Linked DNA regions of Homo sapiens: all the other regions are linked to region 3. A link is an interaction called in ENCODE POLR2A ChIA-PET data of the cell type or tissue named here. Cell type or tissue: MCF 10A. All regions are shown on one strand. Region 1 overlaps GTF2F2 (general transcription factor IIF subunit 2). Region 2 overlaps GTF2F2 (general transcription factor IIF subunit 2). Region 3 overlaps GTF2F2 (general transcription factor IIF subunit 2). Region 4 holds the start of LOC101929259 (a long non-coding RNA gene).

What was found. ChIA-PET counts read pairs that join two places held together with the same protein. Peaks named below come from ENCODE experiments on the same cell type or tissue, not always from the same donor. Only the 100,000 strongest peaks of a DNase experiment are listed, where the experiment ranks them.
Region 1: POLR2A ChIA-PET joins it to region 3 with 7 read pairs; 10 of 35 experiments call an interaction of 5 or more read pairs at or near these places.
Region 2: POLR2A ChIA-PET joins it to region 3 with 6 read pairs; 5 of 35 experiments call an interaction of 5 or more read pairs at or near these places.
Region 4: POLR2A ChIA-PET joins it to region 3 with 7 read pairs; 10 of 35 experiments call an interaction of 5 or more read pairs at or near these places.

What each region holds. Positions count from the first base shown.
Region 1 is chr13:45,236,706-45,241,705 of GRCh38, forward strand. The region is part of intron 5 of GTF2F2 (general transcription factor IIF subunit 2); the gene reads left to right. The region is part of intron 1 of LOC105370190 (a long non-coding RNA gene); the gene reads right to left. Among named protein-coding and RNA genes, the nearest start is that of KCTD4, 38 kb to the left of the region's middle. In MCF 10A, a CTCF peak has its summit at 3,667; a DNase peak (open chromatin) is centred at 2,886.
Region 2 is chr13:45,256,314-45,261,313 of GRCh38, forward strand. The region is part of intron 6 of GTF2F2 (general transcription factor IIF subunit 2); the gene reads left to right. Among named protein-coding and RNA genes, the nearest start is that of KCTD4, 58 kb to the left of the region's middle. In MCF 10A, no CTCF peak of the experiment used is centred here; a DNase peak (open chromatin) is centred at 2,148.
Region 3 is chr13:45,166,418-45,171,417 of GRCh38, forward strand. All of the region lies in intron 4 of GTF2F2 (general transcription factor IIF subunit 2), which reads left to right. Among named protein-coding and RNA genes, the nearest start is that of KCTD4, 32 kb to the right of the region's middle. In MCF 10A, no CTCF peak of the experiment used is centred here; a DNase peak (open chromatin) is centred at 1,984.
Region 4 is chr13:45,104,351-45,109,350 of GRCh38, forward strand. It overlaps LOC101929259 (a long non-coding RNA gene), which reads left to right and starts at 1,929. Exons shown (of 3, transcript NR_120424.1): 1 at 1,929-2,079; 2 at 2,787-2,884. RefSeq lists a silencer at 4,700-4,759. In MCF 10A, no CTCF peak of the experiment used is centred here; no DNase peak of the experiment used is centred here.

The DNA.
Region 1 (5,000 bases), 70 kb after region 3:
CAAAAGGGTCGAGGAAGTGAAAAATGGGGATACTAGTCTAAGTAAAATAGATAATTGTGATATGATAAAGAGCAGAAGAGGAATAAAACAGTTACTTTTTATTCATTTGCACCAACTATGCAGTTTGTCTGAAAGTGACCCTGTCTCCTGTGAAGAAAATTATATAACCTTCTTGAGTCATATTTTAATATGACGAGGAATATTGAGAAAAATAATTTTTGAGACTAGTTAAAAAAATGGTTATCATGAGTAATCTGTATAATTTCAGGAGATGTTCCAATGAAATGATTTTTTTCTACTTTTGTTAAACTCAGACATTCTATTCACTACTGGTTGAAAGTCATATGACGAATTGATTTGAGTACCCTAAAAGATTAAATCTAAAAAATATTATACCTAAAGATCAGTGAATTCTTTGAATCAGATATATAAGAAATTACCCAAAGCTGTAAACTGCCATATTTTTATGTTTTTCGGTGCTGTGGTTAAATTATAATTGATTATAATTAGCACTTCCATGAACATTGCATGTTTTACCTGCAGCTGAATGACATTTAGGAAGAAATTTTTTTAATCTTTGAAAACATCAGAAGAGATAGTGCTTTCTGATCTAATATAGCTAAATATCCCCTATCAGAATACATAAAGGATGAACACAGATTTTACAAGTCTTGATTCTAAAATCCAATATGTAAACTAAATAAATATTAAAAGTTGTGCTTATTCAAATAACTCCCATACATTTCTGTTCAATATGGGTACTGGAGTGATAATAAGATGTACAATAATAGCTAAAATATACTGAATACATACTATGGGACAGGCCATTTACTAAGTGTTTTATAAAGGTTATCTCACTTATTTCTGTTATAATTCTCATTGTTTTCCATGAGAGCACCAAAGGACTAAAGAAGTTGAATAACTTGACCAAGGTCACACCTAGGGATGGACCTGTAACTTAAAATCAGAGCTTGGTTTCAGACCTGCCATACCATGGTACATTCTTTTACTCTAAGTATTATTTAAGGCTATTCTGTATGCCATGAATTTGCTTTAGTCTCTGATTTTTAATGCAAAGTTACTGGCATGGATCAAAAACAAAAGATACTTCATTTTTGCTCTCTTTAATATTGAGTTATAAACATTACTGGTTCTTCTGATAGAAAAGCTTTCATCCCCACTCCTGGGAACCATATCAAATTATTTAGGCACTTTATTTGGAGTTAGAGTTTGAAAAGGTTTCTGTTTGTTTGTTTGTTTGTTTTTGAGATGAAGTCTCACTCTGTAGCCCAGGCTGGAGTGCAGTGGCGTCATCTCAGCTCACCGCAACCTCTGCTTCCCAGGTACAAGCCATTCGCCTGCCTCAGCCTCCAGAGTAGCTGGGATTACAGGTGCACACCGCTGCACTCGGCTGATTTTTTGCATATTTAATAGAGAAGAGGTTTCACCATGTTGGCCAGGCTGGTCTTAAACTCCCAACCTCAGGTAACCCACTCACTTCAGCCTCCCAAACTGCTAGGATTACAGGCATGAGCCACCACGCCCGGCCTGAAAAGTTTTTAAAGAATGAAACTCAAGTATTTTCTCATTCATCATCCATTGGAGTTTAAGGTGATTTTATTTCTATCATGGAAAGAATAGCCACTTGGTCATGTATTGAGGAGTAATAAATGGTCCCTGATCAGCTCAACGTTTTTTCCCCTCATATATTTCTGCTTTATGCCTGTACTAAAATAGTGTCTAGAGTGCGTGATTAACAGGAAAAGCATTAGCAGTAAGTTTCTTCTATCACATGCTGTCCCTTATGCCTCCCCTCCCTCTTCCCACTCCCTTGTTCCTCTTCCCTGTCACACACACATTTATTTTGGAATCCGAACTTTCGAGATGAAAAGCAGTTTACTTTCATAAAGTAGCATGACACATCATGCCTGACTTGAAGTAAAGAAAAAAAAAAAATAGTCGGGTGCAGTGGCTCACGCCTGTAATCCCAGCACTTTGGGAGGCCGAGGCAGGCGGATCACCTGAGGTTGGGAGTTCGAGACCAGCCTGACCAACATGGAGAAACCTCGTCTCTACTAAAAATACAAAATTAGCCGGGTGTGGTGGCGCATGCCTGTAATCTCAGCTATTTGGGAGGCTGAGGCAGGAGAATCTCTTGAACCTGGGAGGCAAAGGTTGCGGTGAGCCGAGATGGCGCCATTGCACTCCAGTCTGGGCAATAAGAGCGAAATTCCATCTCGAAAAAAAAAAAAAAAGGAAAAAAAGGAAAAGAAAAATATATATTGCAGTGAATAAATTGAAAGTAATCAAAATGTATAATTATTTGGACAAAATCTCCAGGCAGTACAGTCTTAGGTATCTTGTTGCTCACAGATTCATGAGAAGCAGTTGTTAGGTGAGCTGCCTGCCTCCCTGGCCCCTCCCCAGTTTGGGCATCTGTGTGCTTGCTTGCAACCAGAGTGCTGGTGACTTAGAAGTAACGCCACTGCTTAAGGTAAAAGTATCCCCTGAACATACCTTCAAGTTCCAGATAAAGAGATTTCAAAAGGAAAGAATCTAAGAGATAAGGAAACTACGTAAGATAGTAGAAATGTTCTGATCATAAGTTAAGATATTTATATTTTGGACTGTTTAGTGGAAATCTTGTGTTGTCTAGCTAACAGAGGTAATATAGTGACTCTCTGGAATGCTGGTGATATACTCTTCCTAAAGAAGTGATAGTTAGGCAGTGGATTGACAGTCTTACAGTGTTTCTTTGAAAAACAGAAGTTGGGCAGTAATTTAAAAAAATAAAACAAGACAGGCACAAAAAGACTCCATTAGTCTGTCATCTATTTGACCTTACTCAACACATACCAAAAACTTGTGGGTGCTTGTTGTTTCTAACAGAAATCTTGGAGAAAACCAAGTCCAGTGTGAATCATCATTCCCTCACTGGGCATAGGCCCTTTCGGAACACATTTGAATCAGATGTATAAGAAATTACCCAAAACTGTAAGCTGCCGTATTTTTATGGCATATAATGGACATAGTGTGGACATTATATATTTTCTTAAATAGCTATAAATATTTTAAATTGGGATAGTATATATTTAATAAGCTTTAAAATATGCCTGCATTGCTTCATTATATCTAAGATGCAATTATGATACAGGTGATGAACACAAAACAAGGAATCTTGAATTTTTTCCCCCACTCTGCCCCTTACAAGCTTTATGGTCATGGGCATGTCACAATTCTGCCAGGACTTAATTAGGGATTTGAATTATATGAGAATATAGAAGAATTCAACTCAGTATTAAGTCTTTCACTAAGAGGGAGCTATTAGGTTGAATCTTATGAAGATGCTAGTTTTATATACCAAAAATGTTCCAATTTCTGTATTATGTAGAGGGATTTTTTTTTTTTTTTTTTTTTTTTTTAGTTCTTAGCCTGAACACCAACTGCCATGCACTCTCCTAAGAACAATCTAGGAGAGCCCATCAGCCAACTCATGGATTCACCTTAGGATGGGAGCATGGGGATGGAAGGGAAGGGAATTGCTTTTCCTTTCATAAGACTGTAGTCTTGATGCCAGTGGTTATTTCCCACTTGTGTCATGACTTTGCTGCTTCTAGTAATAACTCTTTGTTGCTGCTTTGTTTAAAACAAAAAACCCCTGGAATATAGATATATATAGATCAGGACAGCCAACTAGTGGCCTGGTGTAGCTAGTGTATGTTTTTTTGGTTTTGAAAGGGTTTTCTGTTGGTTTGGTTTGGTATGGGAGAATTGCTCATTTTAAAAATTGAATTAGTTAGCAATATTTGTTAAGTGATTTCACAGAAAATTATAATTACTGGCCGGGCAGAGTGGCTCACACCTGTAATCCCAGCACTTTGGGAGGCCAAGGTGGTTGGATCACCTGAGGTCAGGAGTTTGAGACCAGCCTGGCCAACATGGTGAAACCCTGTCTCTACCAAAAATACAAAAATTAGTCAGGCATGGTGGTGGGCGCCTGTAATCCCAGCTACTCAGGAGGCTGAAGCAGGAGAATCGCTTGAACCTGGGATGCGGAGGTTGCAGTGAGCTGAGATCGCACCGTTGTACTCCAGCCTGGGTGACAAGAGGAAAACTACCTCTCAAAAAAAGGAAAGAAAATTATAAATTCTTGTCTGAGCATGGTGGCTCATGCCTGTAATCCCAGCACTTTGGGAGGCCCAGGTGGGCGGATCACTTGAGCTCAGGGGTTTGAGACCAGCTGGGCAACATGGCAAAACCCTGTTATTACAAAAAAAAAAAAAAAAAATTAGAAAAAATTAGTCGGGTGTGGTGGCATGCATCTTTTATCCCAGCCACAAGGGCAGCTGAGGCAGGAGGATCAAATGAGCCCAGGAGGTTGAGGCTGCAGTGTGTCGTGATCATACCACAGACCACTGCACTCTCCAACCTGGGCAACAGAATGAGACCTTGCCTTAAAAAAAAGTAAATAAATATAAAATATATATATATATATATATATCTGCATTCTTAAATAGTTAGAAGATCTGATAATAAACACTGTGCCTACATTCCTACAGGGTGATAAACAGCTAGAGCTGAGTACTTGCTACCCACCTGGGGTGGAGCATATTCTCTATTTTCTGGTTCACTCTAGCCCCAGCTTCTCTCTCTTATGTTCTACTGCACTGGACAGGCCCCTGTAGACATTTGAGTTTGTGATTCTCTTCCACCATCCAATAGATTTTCTGCAATGGTAGAAGTGTGTTATATCTTTGTTGTCCAGTATGATAGCCACTAGCTACATGTGGCAATTAAGCACTTGAAATGTGGCTAGTGTCCTTGAGGAGGCGAATTCTTAATTTTATTTATTTTTAATTAATTTAAATAGACACGGCTAGTGGCTACCATATTGGACAGTTCAAGTCAATAATGGAGTATTTTCCTTTATTGGCTATTTCCTACAGAGTGAAAAGCAAGCCTTAATGCATTTTATATCTATTCTCTTAAATGCTGAATCT
Region 2 (5,000 bases), 90 kb after region 3:
AGTACTTTTTAAATATCTGCTTCGTGTCTGAGATACATACCCCTGGTGAATAAAGTAAGTACAAACATGTTATATTCTGAACTCCTTAGTATATAAAGCTATAGCACCCTCTATAAAGATAATTAACATTAAGTGACATTTTAGTTCAAGATATCAACCTTTGTTAAGGTTGTCATAGTGAAAATGAGTCATTATAGTAATGAATCTTTGATTAAGATTTTTACATCCAAACAAAGATTGACTATAATCTACCACATTGCATTTGAATGTTTAATCATTATTTCTTTTGGGAGTAAACCAGGATAGGCACCTGCATAGCTTTAAAAAACATATTCAGTATTGTAGTGTAATACCAACTATAGAAAGAGTATAACATTTTTGTTATTTATTAGAAGAGGACATTGACTTTTAAAAGACTGAGAAACATAAACGAACACAGGTCAGCAAGAATGATTTAGAGGAAGCATAATAAAGACTTTTAATAAAAAATTTTAACTCGATATAATGTTGAAATGTTTTGAAAGTCTTGCCAGATAAAGTTATATAAACATGAAGCTCAGTGTTTCATTCTAACAGTTGAGCTTCTTTGAATGCAATTTTCAGAATAAAAATTCAAAAAAAATTTGTACAAAAAAGTGAAAGAGGGACTGGGAAATTGCATATGTATTTGAAAAACAATGTTCCTACATTTGGTCAGAAAGAAACTACCTTGCATTTACCCACAGTTTTTTCACCCACCTATGGCAAATAGATGAATTTACCTGTATATATGTAAAGAAAATATCCAATTTTGTTCTTGGAGCTATTCTAAGAATTAAATTCAGATTTATCTTTTTAGTTCACAAACTATCTGGGTATAATGTCTGTCATACTTGCCATTCAGAAACCATCTACTGGGCCAAAAAGAATTATATGATTATTTTTATCTCTTAGAATACTCCATTGAAATCGCACCCCTGAAAACCATCTTCTTACTAGGATATGACATGTCAGGTTTTTTTTCCCTAAGTGGCATTTCCTGTACCTTAAATCTTCATTGAGTGTCTGAAACTTGAATCAGTTCATGTAGGTCAGCATTTTCCACAGTAAATTTTTTGTAACATTAACTAGGTGAGATGGTCACATAAAAAGGATTCTGTGTTTAAAAAACTTGTAGTTTCTGATTATATCCTCCTCTTAAATTGACACTTCACTTTAATATACTCAAGATTAGTAAGCTTTAGGAATTTGTTTAATCCTGCACTTACAAACATTTGAACATCAAATTTCCCCCCATTGTTTGAAGTAGTGAAAACAGACATTGGGAAATAATGGAGATGTCAAAGTATGGTTTACAAGAGGGCCCACTGGGTGAGGGGGAAAATTATTATATTTATATTATTATAAAACTTACATGTATCTTGTTTGGCACCTAGTAAAGGAAAGAAACTGAGCTTTAGAAATACTATGTAGATTGACCCTGGCATCTTTTTGCAGCTCCTGTGCTAGTCGGTCGTTTTTCAGCAGAAGAGCGGAAATGGGACAGGACAGAGGGGTTGAGCGTTGTGCCTTCATGTTTTCATTTGCTTTCAGCTTTTTAGCATTGGTGCTCAATTCAGAGATTTACAGATTATAGTATCTATTTTTAACTAAACTCAGTCTCAACAAATGATTTCTGCAGAGAAACTGTCAATTAGAGATAATACTAATAAACCAAGCATATGTGAACAAGAAAGTGAAAAACTGAACTTCTCTTGCTTCTAAAAATGGTTTATCAGTCAATCTTTGAGGTGACAAACAGTGATGATGTAATCAGATCTGAAAAGAACTTGGCCCTTCCAAAAAGGAAATTATCAGTATCATTTTAAATATGGCTTGTCATGCCCTGTCTTTAATGATGACTCAGTTAGTGTCTATGGTGGAATCAAAAACAACTCTAGATATTCCAAGCAGAAAAGAATGTAATGTAGGGAGTTAGTTACAAATGATTTAGGAATACCAAATGGATGGGCTGGAGTTGCAAAAGGAAGAAGAGATCAGGAAGCTGCTGCAGAGGTGCTCCTGCAATACAAAAAAAAAAAAAGAAGAAAAATCTCCCTCCCTCCCACTTTCATTCTCCTATTGGCAGAACCCCAGCTGGAAACCCGCTAGCAAGGGAATCTTGGAAATGTAGCCTGCAGACCTCTTGCCACCCCACCCTTACCACCAAGGCTAGAGTTGAAGACTTGTTGCAAAATAACTGGCAAAGTGGCCCTTGACCTTTGTGAGTGTTGTACCTTGTTATATTAGCTTAGCTATTGCTGATACAAAGCTATCACGGTGTTCAATGTATTTAAAAACTAAGCATACAGAACATGAATGCAAATCACTGTATTTTGAGAGCAAAACGAAAACGTATTTTGTAGTTTTGACAAAACTTACTCTTAAAATTATACTCTTTCATCCCTTTAAAATTTTTTATCTTGTGTATGCTTATATCTATTTATAAATACAGTAGTACGTTTGTCCAGTTTATAAAGATATATGCATAGCTCATGCTTTTAATTTTTTGCTCACAAAGGTGTATAATCAAAGTTATAGAGTCAGCTGATGCGTAAGGTTCTTTGCAACTCCCTCCAACTTTGAATCCAAGTAAGGGCGACTCTGTGTGTTCTGGTTGACTTTGTGAACATCGTATCTAGCCTATGTAAATTTCATAGCATTCTTTTATGTATTTCATGGCCTCTTATAAACTTTCTCATAAGGAATTCCTTTTCTTCTCATAAGGAATCATGTCCTCTGTTGTCTAGACATTTGTTTTCGGTGTTGCTGTATACTAGAATCACCTGGGAAGCTTTTAAAGAAGAAAAATAGGCCGGGTGCGGTGGCTCACACCTGTAATCCCAGCACTTTGGGAGGCCAAGGCAGGTGGATTACCTGAGGTCAGAAGTTCGAGACCAGCCTGACCAACCTGGTAAAACCCCGTCTCTACTAAAAGTACAAAATTAGCTGGGTATTGTGGCACATGCCTGTAATCCCAGCTACTTGGGAGGCTGAGGCAGGAGAATTGCTTGAACCCGGGAGGCGGAGGTTGCAGTGAGCCAAGGTCATGCCACTGCACTCCAGTCTGGGCAACAAGAGCGAAACTCCATCTCAAAAAAAACAAAACAAAACAGAAAAATACCCTCAGAAACTGATTTGGTTAATCTAATGGGGAGGCCAGCCATCTTAAGTTTTTAAGCTTCTTGGGTAATTCTAGTATGCAGCCACTGAACCAAAGAGATGAGAACTTTTTATAGTTCTGCCATCTCCTGTTGAGGGTGGGGTGTTCAGTAATGGTACTTAGAAGGAAACCTCTTTCTCGCAAACCTAGAACTTTTTTTTTTTTTTTTTTTTTTTTTTGTGAGACAGAGTCTCGCCCTGTTGCCCAGGCTGGAGTGCAGTGGCACAATCTCGGCTCACTGCAAGCTCCGCCTCCCGGATTCATGCCATTCTCCTGCCTCAGCCTCCCAAGTAGCTGGGACTACAGGCGCCCGCCACCACACCTGGCCAATGTGATCCACCCATCTCGGCCTCCCAAAGTGTTGGGATTATAGGCGTGAGCCACTGCGCCTGGCCAAACCTAGAACTTTTAAAAAGAATTAATATTTCTTTTCTTTGTTAGAATTTCTGCCCCACAGTTTGAAAAAATAAGTTTTCTCTCTCTCATTTTTTTTTTTCTTATTTCTGGTAAAAGCTCTTGGCCAGAAAGAACTCGAAAACCTTAACTGTGCTCAGATGGGTAAGAGAAAAAAAAGAAAAGCTTACTTAGTAAACTGGTTGTTGAGGTAAACCCCCAGGAACTAGAAAGGAAATTCATTTTTATGCATATATGCTCTGTTCCCTTCAGTGTGGCAGCCGACTGTGTTAGTCTGCAGAACTAAGATTTGGGGTTTGAGTGGTTGATCTTTTAAAGTTCTATGCATAAATTTGAATTTTCCTAAATAAAAAGGATGTTTGTAGGACTATATCATGAGGGCTTTTCAGTAATATTTGCCTGTTATAATACATAGTATAAGTATACTACATGCTTTGTCCATTTGAATTTGCACACAAAGGACTGACCAATTCTAAAGAAATAATTTCCTCCCAAGAGATAATGACACACTAGGCAGAAATAGAAGCATTAGTTGAGGGGAGGGGGAATAATATCTCATAAGGATTTAACATGCAGAACCATGATATTCAAAGCTGTCATGCTCACTTCAAAAGTTAAAAGGCTTTACAAAGACTGCCTTGACAAAACACAGTATTTCTGCAAACAATAATCTAGAAGTTTATAGATGTCTGTATTATAAATTTTAATTGGTAGTGGGTGGCATTTATAATTTTAGTCAGTGATTACAGCTTCAGTAATGATGGTTGAACATATATATACCAAATCCACAAAGGATTGTCAACATTTGGTTGCATTTTAGTCAAGAATAGGCTGGGCGTGGTGGTTCACACCTGTAATCCCAGCACTTTCGGAGGCTGAGGCGGGTGGATCACTTGAGTTTGAGACCAGCCTTGAGTTTGAGACCAGCCTGGGCAGTATAGCCAGACCTACCTCTTCAAAAAAATTTTAAAAATTGGCTGGGTATGGTGGCATGCCCCTGTAGTTCCTGGAGTTCGAGACCAGCCTGGCCAACGTGGTGAAACCCTGTCTCTAATAAAAATACAAAAATTAGCCAGGCATGGTTGCACACGCCTGTAATCTCAGCTATTCAAGAGGCTGAGGCAGGAGAATCACTTGAACACGGGAGACGGAGGCTGCAGTGAGGTGAGATTGCGCCACTGCACTCCAGCCTAAGCAACAGAGTGAGACCCCATCTCAAAAAAGAAAAGGTTTGGGGGCCGGGTGCAGTGGCTCAAGCCAGTAATCCCAGCACTTTGGGAAGCCGCAGTGGGCGGATCATGAGATCAGGAGATCAAGACCATCCTGGCTAACACGGTGAAACCCTTTCTTTACTGAAAATACAAAAAATTAGCTGGGTGTGGTGGCACGCGCCTGTAGTCCCAGC
Region 3 (5,000 bases):
TTCTGCAGAACTGTTTGAGGGATTTGGCTGATAAGGAAATGACAGAATAGAAAATTATTTCTGGAATAGTACTGAGGTACTGATGTCAAACTGGAGCCAGTGTTAGGGAAAGTACGAAAGCTGTGTTCACTGAGCTTCATATGGATTGTTTTCAGATTGCATCAAGTTAAAGTTAACAAGCAGATGAGTTTAGAAAGAAAATCTTGTCAATCCACTATGACCAGACTTTAGGGAATAGGGGGCTTTAAAATAAAAGTCAAAGTAAAATAGAAGTAGGTGGTATGAGAATTCGTATGATGAATGGAATAAAAAATGTTATTTAATGTAATAGAGTGAATATGAATAGGGACTATATTGGTATATCCCAGTAGGGACATTATATACAACTTGTATACAAGCCTCAATTTAGAGTATGAATTTCTTCCCTGGAATATTGATAAATAATTGAGAAACCAATTTTGTCTTGAGTTTAAAATCTCTTGAAAGTTAGGTCCATTTATATATCTTTAATACAAAACTGACTAATTAAACATGTTTAAGTTCTGAAAGAAAACCTTATTCTTATATGTTCCTACCAGCCGTTAGACAGCTGTGGCCTGCCCAGAAGCGAAACTCTGGTAGTGGCCAGCACACTTTGAAAGACTGCTCTGTTTAAAAAGAAATGCAGTTGAAGTCTTTTTTTTTTTTTTTTAAAGAACTTCGTGTATGTGTATCAGCCCACAAATTCTTGCTTATACAGACTGTATCATTAGCTATTTCAAAATAATAAAGGGTAAAAAGCCCTACAGACACATACTATACATACTATTTTACTATTTTTTTTTTTTTTTTTTTAAAGATGGAGTCTCGCTCTGTTGCCCAGGCTGGAGTGCAGTGTTGCAGTCTCGGCTCACTGCAACCCCCGCCTCCCTGCCTCAGCCTCCCAAATAAATGTTACTTCAGACTCCTGCCACCACACCCAGCTAATTTCACCCAGCTATTTTTTTTTTTTTTTTTTTTGAGATAGAGCCTTGCTGTGTCACCAGGCTGGAGTGCAGTGGTGCTATCTCAGCTCACTGCAACCTCCGCCTCCCAGGTTCAAGTGATTCTCCTGCCTTAGCCTCCCAAGTAGCTGGGACTACAGGTGCGCACCACCACACCCAGCTAATTTTTTTGTATTTTTAGTAGAGATGGGGTTCTACCATGTTGGCCAGGATGGTCTTGATCTCTTGACGTCGTGATCTGCCCGCCTGGGCCTCCCAAAAGTGCTGGGATTACAGGCGTGAGCCACCGTGCCCGGCCCCCCAGCTGATTTTTGTGTTTTAAGTAGCAATAGGCTTTCACCATGTTGGCCAGGCTGGTTTCAAACTCCTGACCTCAAGTGATCCTCCCACCTCAGGCCTCCCAAACCTCCCAAGTGCTGGAATTACAGGCATGAGCCACCACGCCCAGCCTCACTTGTTTCCCCCCAGTCTAAAAGAACCTTTCTTGAGAATATTTTATGGTTGAAAGTTGTGGCATTTTCTGTTGATAGAGGGAAAAAAAAGTACACCACCCAGTGTTGTTTACAGCTTCAGTTTCTTTTATATAGCTATGCAGAACTTAATGACTATGATGATTTGACACATTTTTTTCCTTACTGTATAATGTGTTATGTGTCAGACTTTTCTTGAGAGAAAGATCTGTACCGTTTAGCAAAGAAAAAAGTCTGGTTTAGAGCACTTCTCAACCCCTTTTCTGCTGCTTCTAGGTGAAGGCTGATGTGTCTTTACATTCACAAGTTTGGGACAGACTCCTATAGATTAGGGGCTGTGGCATAGATGCCCCAGGTGCTGTCAGTGTTCGCCCATAGCCTCTCAAGGCCTTGCCGTTACTGTGCACACTAGCCAACTTTTACATCTCGGCACCTTTGTCTGCCTGAGAGCTTCTCTTGCTGCCAACTACTCTGCCTGCCTGGAGGGCAGGCCAGAAATGCCAGGATTTTAACACTCACTTTGGGAGTGGCGTTCAGCCAATATCTGCCAGGAGTTGTTAGTTGATAAACACCCAGCTCCTTTAATCCTCAGGTAGGGTGACTAAGGCACATATTAAGCAACAGTTGTCCTTAGTAGTATCCAGCTGGTACTGGTTTTCTACACTAATCATTTTATAGGCTCATTTCTTCTTCCTCATTTTTCCAACCCTCAGTGTTTTCTGACAAATAAACTACCTGAACTTTATTTATTTATTTTTTTGAGACAGGTTTTCACTCTGTCACCCAGGCTGTAGTGCAGTGCCCCGATCTCGGTTCATGGCACCCCCTACCTCTGGGGCTCTAGTGATTTCCCCACCTCAGCCTCCTGAGTAGCTGGAGCTGCAAGTGTGTGCCACCACACCTGGCTGGCTTCCTTCCTTCCTTCCTTCCTTCCTTCCTTCCTTCCTTCCTTCCTTCCCTCCCTCTTTCCTTCCCTCCCTCTTTCCTTCCCTCCTTGCTTCTCTCCCTCCTTCCCTCCCTCCCTCCCTCCCTCCCTCCTCCTTCCTTCCCTCCCTCCCTCCTTCCCTCCTTCCTTCTTTCCCTCTTTCCCTCCTTACCTCCTTCCCTCCTTCCTCCCTCCTTCCCTCTTTCCCTCCTTCCCTCCTTCCTTGGTTTCACCCCGTTGCCCAGGCTGGGATTTCTCCATGTTGGCCAGGTTGGTTTCGAACTCCTGACCTCAAGTGATCCGATCGCCTCGGCCTCCCAAAGTTCTGGGATTACAGGCGTGAGCCACTGTGCCCGCCCCTGCTCCAAATTCATAGGTTGAAGTCCTAAACCCAGGTACCTCAGAATGTGACTGTATTTGGAGATAAGACCTGTAAAGAGGCGATGAATTTAAAAAGAGGCAGTGGCAATTGACTGGTGTCCTTATAAGAAAAGGAAATTTGGACACTCAGGAGAGACTGGGGTTGCACATGCACAGAGGAATGACCATGTGAGGAGGCCACAATTGAGTGGCCATCTGCAAGCCCAGGAGCTGAGCCTTAGAAGAAGCCAAAGTTGTAGGCACCTCGATCTTGGACTTCAGCCCCCAGTACTATGAGAAAATACCTTCCTGTTGCTTAAGCCACCCAGTCTGTGGAAATTTGTTATGGCAGCCCCAGCAAACTAATGCAGTGTGATTTAATACTTGTGATTTAGTTTTTTGAACTAAGAAGTCTAGTTGAGGATTTTTAGAAAAATTGATTTTCTTCTTGTGTTTTGCTTTTTTGTTACTAAAATTTTAATTGAAACATAACCTACATTTAAGAAAACAGCACAAATCATAAGTTTATACTGTTGATTTCTCACAAAGTGAACACATCCCTGTAACCACCACTCAGGTAACAAAAGAACATCGTCAGCTATGCTTTGATTTTTGAATCCATGGATCCAGTATCAAATTTTCTAGACTAATTTTTTTTACATGTCTTCAGTAACTTATTCCCTTTTAAATATAGATTACTATTTTTTAACCTTCAAGCATAAGTTTACATGGACACAACCAGTATTGTTTAGAAATGTTGCAATATTAGAAATATTAAGCTTCTTAAGAACTAGGTTTTTAACACAAACCAGAGAGTTATAGTTCCAACATTTATTTTATTTTATTTGATTTTTAATAAGAGACTGGTTATTTATTTATTTATTTAGAGACAAGGTCTTGCTCTGTCACCCAGGCTGGACTGCAGTGCTATGATCTCAGTTCACTGCAACCTCTAACTTCTGGGCTCAAGCGATCTTCCCACCCCAGCCTCCCAAATAGCTGGGACTACAGGCATATACCACCACACCCAGCTAATTTTTTAAAATGTTTTTTGTAGAGACAGGGTCTCATTTTCTTGCCCAGGCTGGTCTCAGACCCCCCCTGCCTTGGCCTGCCAAAGTGTTGGGATTATAGGTGTGAGCCACTGTGCCCAGCTGAGACTGGTTATCTTTGTAACACGCATAGTCTGGTAAATTTATCATTACATGGGCTCCAATTAATTTTTCTTTCTCCCACTTAACATCTTTTAAAATTTTTTTCTGACAAGGCTTAGAAGCAAATAAAAGCTTTTGTGGAAAGTGAATGTCAGTTGAGTCAGTGATGCAGGTAATTTATTTGAATTACTTTTCATGAGTTTTGCAGTCTTGAAATCATCTCCAACAAATGACTTTTTTTTCAGCTAGTGAGGTACTCTGTACACAGAATATTTTCCCCTTGAAACTGTCTTTCTGAGTAAATTATATTCTAATGGAAAGGTTCTGTGGCTTTGAAGTAGTTATTCCTGAAAGCTGGAAAATATAGAGAATCTGCATACAAGAAAGACTAGGGGCTGCAGTCAGAGAAAGGATCAGAGGTGGTATCTGAGAGAACCATCATGAGATCAGAAGAATGGTCCCTGGAGGAATTGGAGAAGTCTAGATGCAAGAGAAGGGTTGGAATGAAAAGGATGTGGCTTCCAACTGACTGAGGGGAGATTGTAATGAAAGCCCAGTGAAGGTAGTAGCAGTGTGATCTGTCATACTGGGAGGGTAGCAGAGAGAGTGGAGGAAGATCATGGTGGTCAGTCAGAATGGTAACAGACAGTTGGCTCAGGCAGCAGCAGAAATTAAATAGGCAGCAATTTAGTAGAGAGAAAGCAACGTTGCTTGCATGAGGTGACATAGCCGTGAAAATGCTACTGCCTAAAACCCTATCTTTTTTTTTTTTTTTTTTTTTTTTTTGAGACAGAGTCTTGGTCTGTCACCCAGACTGCAGTGCAGTAATTCGATCTTGGCTCACTGCAACCTCCGCCTCCCAGGTTCAAGCGATTCTCCTGCCTCAACCTCCTGAGTAGCTGGGACTACAGGTGCATGCCACCAGGCCCAGCTAACTTTTCTGTTTTTTAGTAGAGATGGAGTTTCGCCATGTCGGCCAGGCTGATCTCGAATTGGTGATCCGCCCACCTTGGCCTCCCAAAGTGCTGGGATTACAGTCATGAGCTGCAGCACCCAGCCTAAAACCATATCTTGACTTTAATTCAACTTTAAAAGAAACAGGTTTAAG
Region 4 (5,000 bases), 62 kb before region 3:
GTGGAGCAATTTTGAAAGTCAAGTCAGGGAATCTTAGACTCCTTATGGAGGGAATTTGTAGCAAGCTGGCAGCAGCAGTGGGCGTTTAATGTATGTGTTCATTCTCTTACTCCAATTTTAAGTGGGTTTCCCATCTTGAGGGAGTTGTTTTCTCCCATTTTCTCTGGCACCTGTCTTCTTATGCAAAATTGCGTGATGCTGTAAGTACTCTCATGAGATCGGGAGGTGGGGCAGGGAGTGAAAGCCTAGGGAAAAATAATTATATCAAGGAATCAGATTAAAGAGCTGTGAAACTTTAGAGCTAGAAGAGGACTGAAAAACTATTTGTCTTGTTCGCTGTTCTATCCCCAGAGCAATGAATATTCAATCAGTAATTATCGAATGTGTACATGAGTGAAGCATCACTCTTTCCCATTTTACAGATGGGAAATCTGCAGTCACAACGATGAATGATGCACCTATAGTTTCACAGGAAATTGGGGGAGCCAGAATTCTAAACTAGGCTTCTCAGACTTTCACATGCACAGCAATCACCTGGGGATATTTTTAAAATGCAGATTCTGGCCGGGCGCAGCGGCTCACGCCTGTAATCCCAGCACTTTGGGAGGCCACGGCGGGTGGATCACGAGGTCAGGAGATCAAAACCATCCTGGCTAACACAGTGAAACCCCGTCTCTACTAAAAATACAAAAAATTAGCCAGGTGTGGTGGCGGGCACCTGTAGTCCCAGCTACTCGGGAGGCTGAGCCAGGAGAATGGCGTGAACCTGGGAGGCGGAGCTTGCGGTGAGCCGAGATTGTGCCACCGCACTCCAGCCTGGGCTACAGATCGAGACTCCATCTCAAAAAAAAAAAAAAAAAATGCAGCTTCTGCTTCAGTAGGTCAGAGATGGGCCTCTAAATTCTACATTTCTAATAAAGCGCTGAGATAACTTAATATTGTTAGTCCTGGGACTACACTTTTTGGTTTTTTTTTGTTTTGAGACAGGGTCTTGCTCTATTGTCCAGGCTGGGGTGCAGTGGTGCCTTCATGGCTCACTACAGCCTTGACTTCCTGGGCTCAAGGATCCTCCCACCTCAGCTGCTCAAGAAGCTGGGACCACAGGCATGTGCTACTATGCCCGGCTAATTTTTTATTTTTTTGTAGAGACAGGCTCTAGCCATGTTGCCAAGGCTAGTGTTGAACCCCTGGCCTCAAGTGATCCTCCCACATCAGCCTCCCAAAGTTCTCAGATTACAGATGTGAGCCACCATGCTCGGCCACAGGCACCACACTTTGAATAGCAAGGTTCTAATCACACATTTCAAACTTCTTCTTCTTATTATTATTATTATTTTTTTGAGATGGAGTCTCACTTTGTCGCTCAGGCTGGAGTGCAGTGGCGCTATCTCAGCTCACTGCAACCTCCATCTCCCAGGTTCAAGTGATTCTTCTGCCTCAGCCTCCCAAGCAGCTGGGACTACAGACATGTGCCACCATGCCCAGCTAACTTTTATATTTTATGAAATATAAAAATATAGAGATGGAGTTTCACCACACTGGCCATGCTAGTCTTGAACTCCTGACCTCAAATGATCCACCTACCTCGGCCTCCCAAAGCGCTGGAATTACAGGCATGAGCCACCACCCCTAGCTCAAACTTCTCATAAGTATTCCTATGTTTAAAAAAAATATACAACTGGCTTTACCAGTTGTGCATTTTGTTTTACTCATTAAACTTGAGATTTTAAAACTGGGTTATGTTACAATCAGCCCTTATTGCATCACAAATGAGTATGTGGAGATTGTAAACTAAGTGAACTGACTTATCCAGTTGCCAAGGTGATGCAGGATTTTTCTCAACCCCTTTGTCAGACTTGTGACGGGGGTACCCCATTTACTCAGCCTGCCACGCTCAACCCCTTGCAGCAGGGAGCACATGAGTGAGCAAGTGCGGGATCTGGATGGCTGCTTTGGGTGCTTCCAGGAGCAGGCTGCGTGCAGGCCTGGCAGCAGTGCCCAGGTTGGGGTGCCTGCAACCCCTGAAGCTCCAGAGGGCATGTTACAGTGTTCTTTTAGCTCTGCCGTCTGTGGACAGTGGTGTGTTATCAGCTCAGTGAGCCCCTTGCCTCATCGTGTGGGGTGGCTGCCCTCTGCCAGTGAGCGCAAAGGGCCACTGTGACAGCCTTTTTTGGGTACCCACATTCAGTGGATCCCAAGCTCTTGTGTGGCATCTAAGATGAATGAGATAGCCCAGACACTTGAAGGATGGTGAAGGTGGAGAATTGTGTTAGGCAATGGGAAATGCCTCTCAGCAAAGAGGGGAGCCGGAGAGGGGACAGGACAGGCAAGTAATCTTCCCATGAAATCCGGCTGTCTCCAGCCGGCTCTTCCTTGTAGTCAAGCCTTCTCTCTGAAATTAAGCCATCTCTCCTCTGAAGCCCATCTGTCTCTCTGAAGGCAAGTCACCTCCCTCCAGTCAAGCCACTTCTCTCCCTCTACTGACTGAGTCTGGGGTCTTTATAGGCACAGGATAGGGGCATGGGGTGGGCCATAGGTAGTTTCAGAAAAGGCAACATTCAATCAGTAAAAAGACATTATTCAGAAAGAACCGATCGGAAGAGAGCCAGCAAACGGGGATAGACGTTCTCACTTTGGATGCAGGTTTCAGGCTTTTGGGCTCAAAGGTAGGGTTTTGCCAGGGACCCACCTGTCCGCCTAGAATTTCTCTGCTTCCTGCCTCTATCAAAGGGTATGGTTAAAATGAGAATTTTTTTTTGAAACAGAATCTTGCTTTGGTTGCCTAGGCTGAAATGCAGTGGCATGATCTTAGCTCACTACAACCTCTGCCTCCTGGGTTCAAGAGATTCTCACGTCTCAGCCACCTAAGTACATGGGATTACAGGCACGCACCAACACACCCAGCTAAGTTTTGTATTTTTATTAGAGATGGGGTTTCACCATTTTGGCTAGGCTGGTCTTGAACTCCTGACCTCAAATGATCCCACCTCAGCCTCCCAAAGTGCTGGGATTACAGGCATGAGCCACCCCATCCAGTCCTAGACCAAGGACCAAGGTTTTATGGTGCAGATTAAGCCTCCCTGTAGCAAGTTTCAGAGTTCTTATCAGACCTGAAAAGGTGCCCGACTCTTAAGTGAATTCTCTCCTAGATCAGGAAAAAGACTTGGAAAGCTAAAGGGACTTTTTTTTTTTTTTTTTTTTTTTTTTACAAAATGTAGATTTTCCCCACAAGAGGCAGCTTTGCAGGGTCATTTCAAAATATGTCAAAGAAATACATTTTGGAGTAAAATATTTTTATTTCTTTCAGGGCCTGCTCTCTGTCATGTGATGTTATACCAAAGTCAGGCTGGAATTTGGTGTCTTATTGCTACAAAAAGTCTGTTTCTTCAGTCTTAAGATTTCTGCTGTAATGTTAAAACTGCCTAGCTGTGCCTGAATTTCAAAGGGAGGAAAGTAAAATGAGGGATCTCAGACAACCCCCTTCCAATCACGACCTGAACTAGATTTTCAGGTTTACTTTGGAATGCCTTTGGCTGAGGCAGGGGGCAGGCATCAGTAAGTTGAGGTGCATAGAATTTTATTTTTGGTTTACATTATCATGAGACAAAAAAACTGGAAGTTGGAGGGCCATGTTGGAGCATGTGTTCAGTGGGTTCAAGCAAAGGGGAAAGGTTTGTCGATGTGTTTGTCCATGTCTCCTCACTCATTCTGGAGGAGTGCTTCTTCTGACCACCATACTGACACTCAAGCAGCCCAGCTACTCGGGAGACTGAGGCAAGAGAATTTCTTGAACCTGGGAGGCGGAGGTTGCAGTGGACTGAGATTGGGCCACTATATTCCAGCCAGGGTGACAAAGCAAGACTCCATCTCAAAAAAAGAGAAAACCTTGGTCTTCATAACCTCTTATCTTTTTTTAATTTTTCTTTTCTTTCTTTCTTTTTTTTTTTTTTTTGAGAGGGTAGCAGCAAGATCATGGCTCATGGCACCTTCAACTTCCTGGGCTCAAGTGATCCTCTCACTTCAGCTTCCCAAGTAACTAATAATTTTTTTATTTGTAGAGACAGGGTCTTGCTTATGTTGCCCAGGCTGGCCTAGAACTTTTGGCTGAAGCAATCCTCTTGCCTCGACCTCCCAAAATGCTGGGATTACAGGCATGAGCCACCACACTTGGCCCCAGATAGTTCTTTCTACTGATTCCAGGTCTTTAGATAATAACTCTTTCAACCAATTGCCAATCAGAAAATCTTTGAGTCCGCCTATGACCCAGAAGCCCCCACTTCTTGTTATTCCACCTTTCTAGACCAAACCAATGTACATCTTACATGGATTTGTTGCGGGACCTTTCCTTAGTTCAGCTAAAGACGGGGTTCCTTGTCCCACAGCCGCCAAAGTTTAGGCTTGCAGATGGTTTGAAGGATGAGTAAAACAGGGTATTATTGGGTGAAAAGGAATAAAAGGGGGAACAGGGACTCTCCGCAAGGTCGGAGTTACTCTAGTGTGCTTCCCGCCTTGCAGTTTGAATCCTAGGTTCCACACAGGAAGAGGAGGGGCCAGGCTCCTCCCCGCTACCAACGGGGTGAACCTCTGTAGCTCCACCCCAGTGCGCAGGCCGGTTGAAGTTTTGCCAGGGACCCCTCCCGGACCCCTCCCACCCGGCTGTCTCATATTGATTGATGTCTATGTCTCTCTAAAATGTATAAAACCAAGCTGTAGCCCGATCACTTTGGGCACATGTTGTTAGGACCTCCTGAGGCTGTGCAACAGGCATGTCCTTAACCTTGGCAAAATAAACTTCTAAATTGATTGAAACTCACCTCAGATACTTTTTGGTTTACAGTTGATTAGTTAAGCTTAGAACAGTTTGTCCCCCTGAAACCAGCTAACCACAGAGAATACCCTCTCCTCTTCAGATTACTGAGACTTTCCCTGCTTGCAAAAGAACCCAAACCATAAAAGTCACCCCATCTGTAACTTGTTTCCCGACCGGAAAAAAAAAAGTC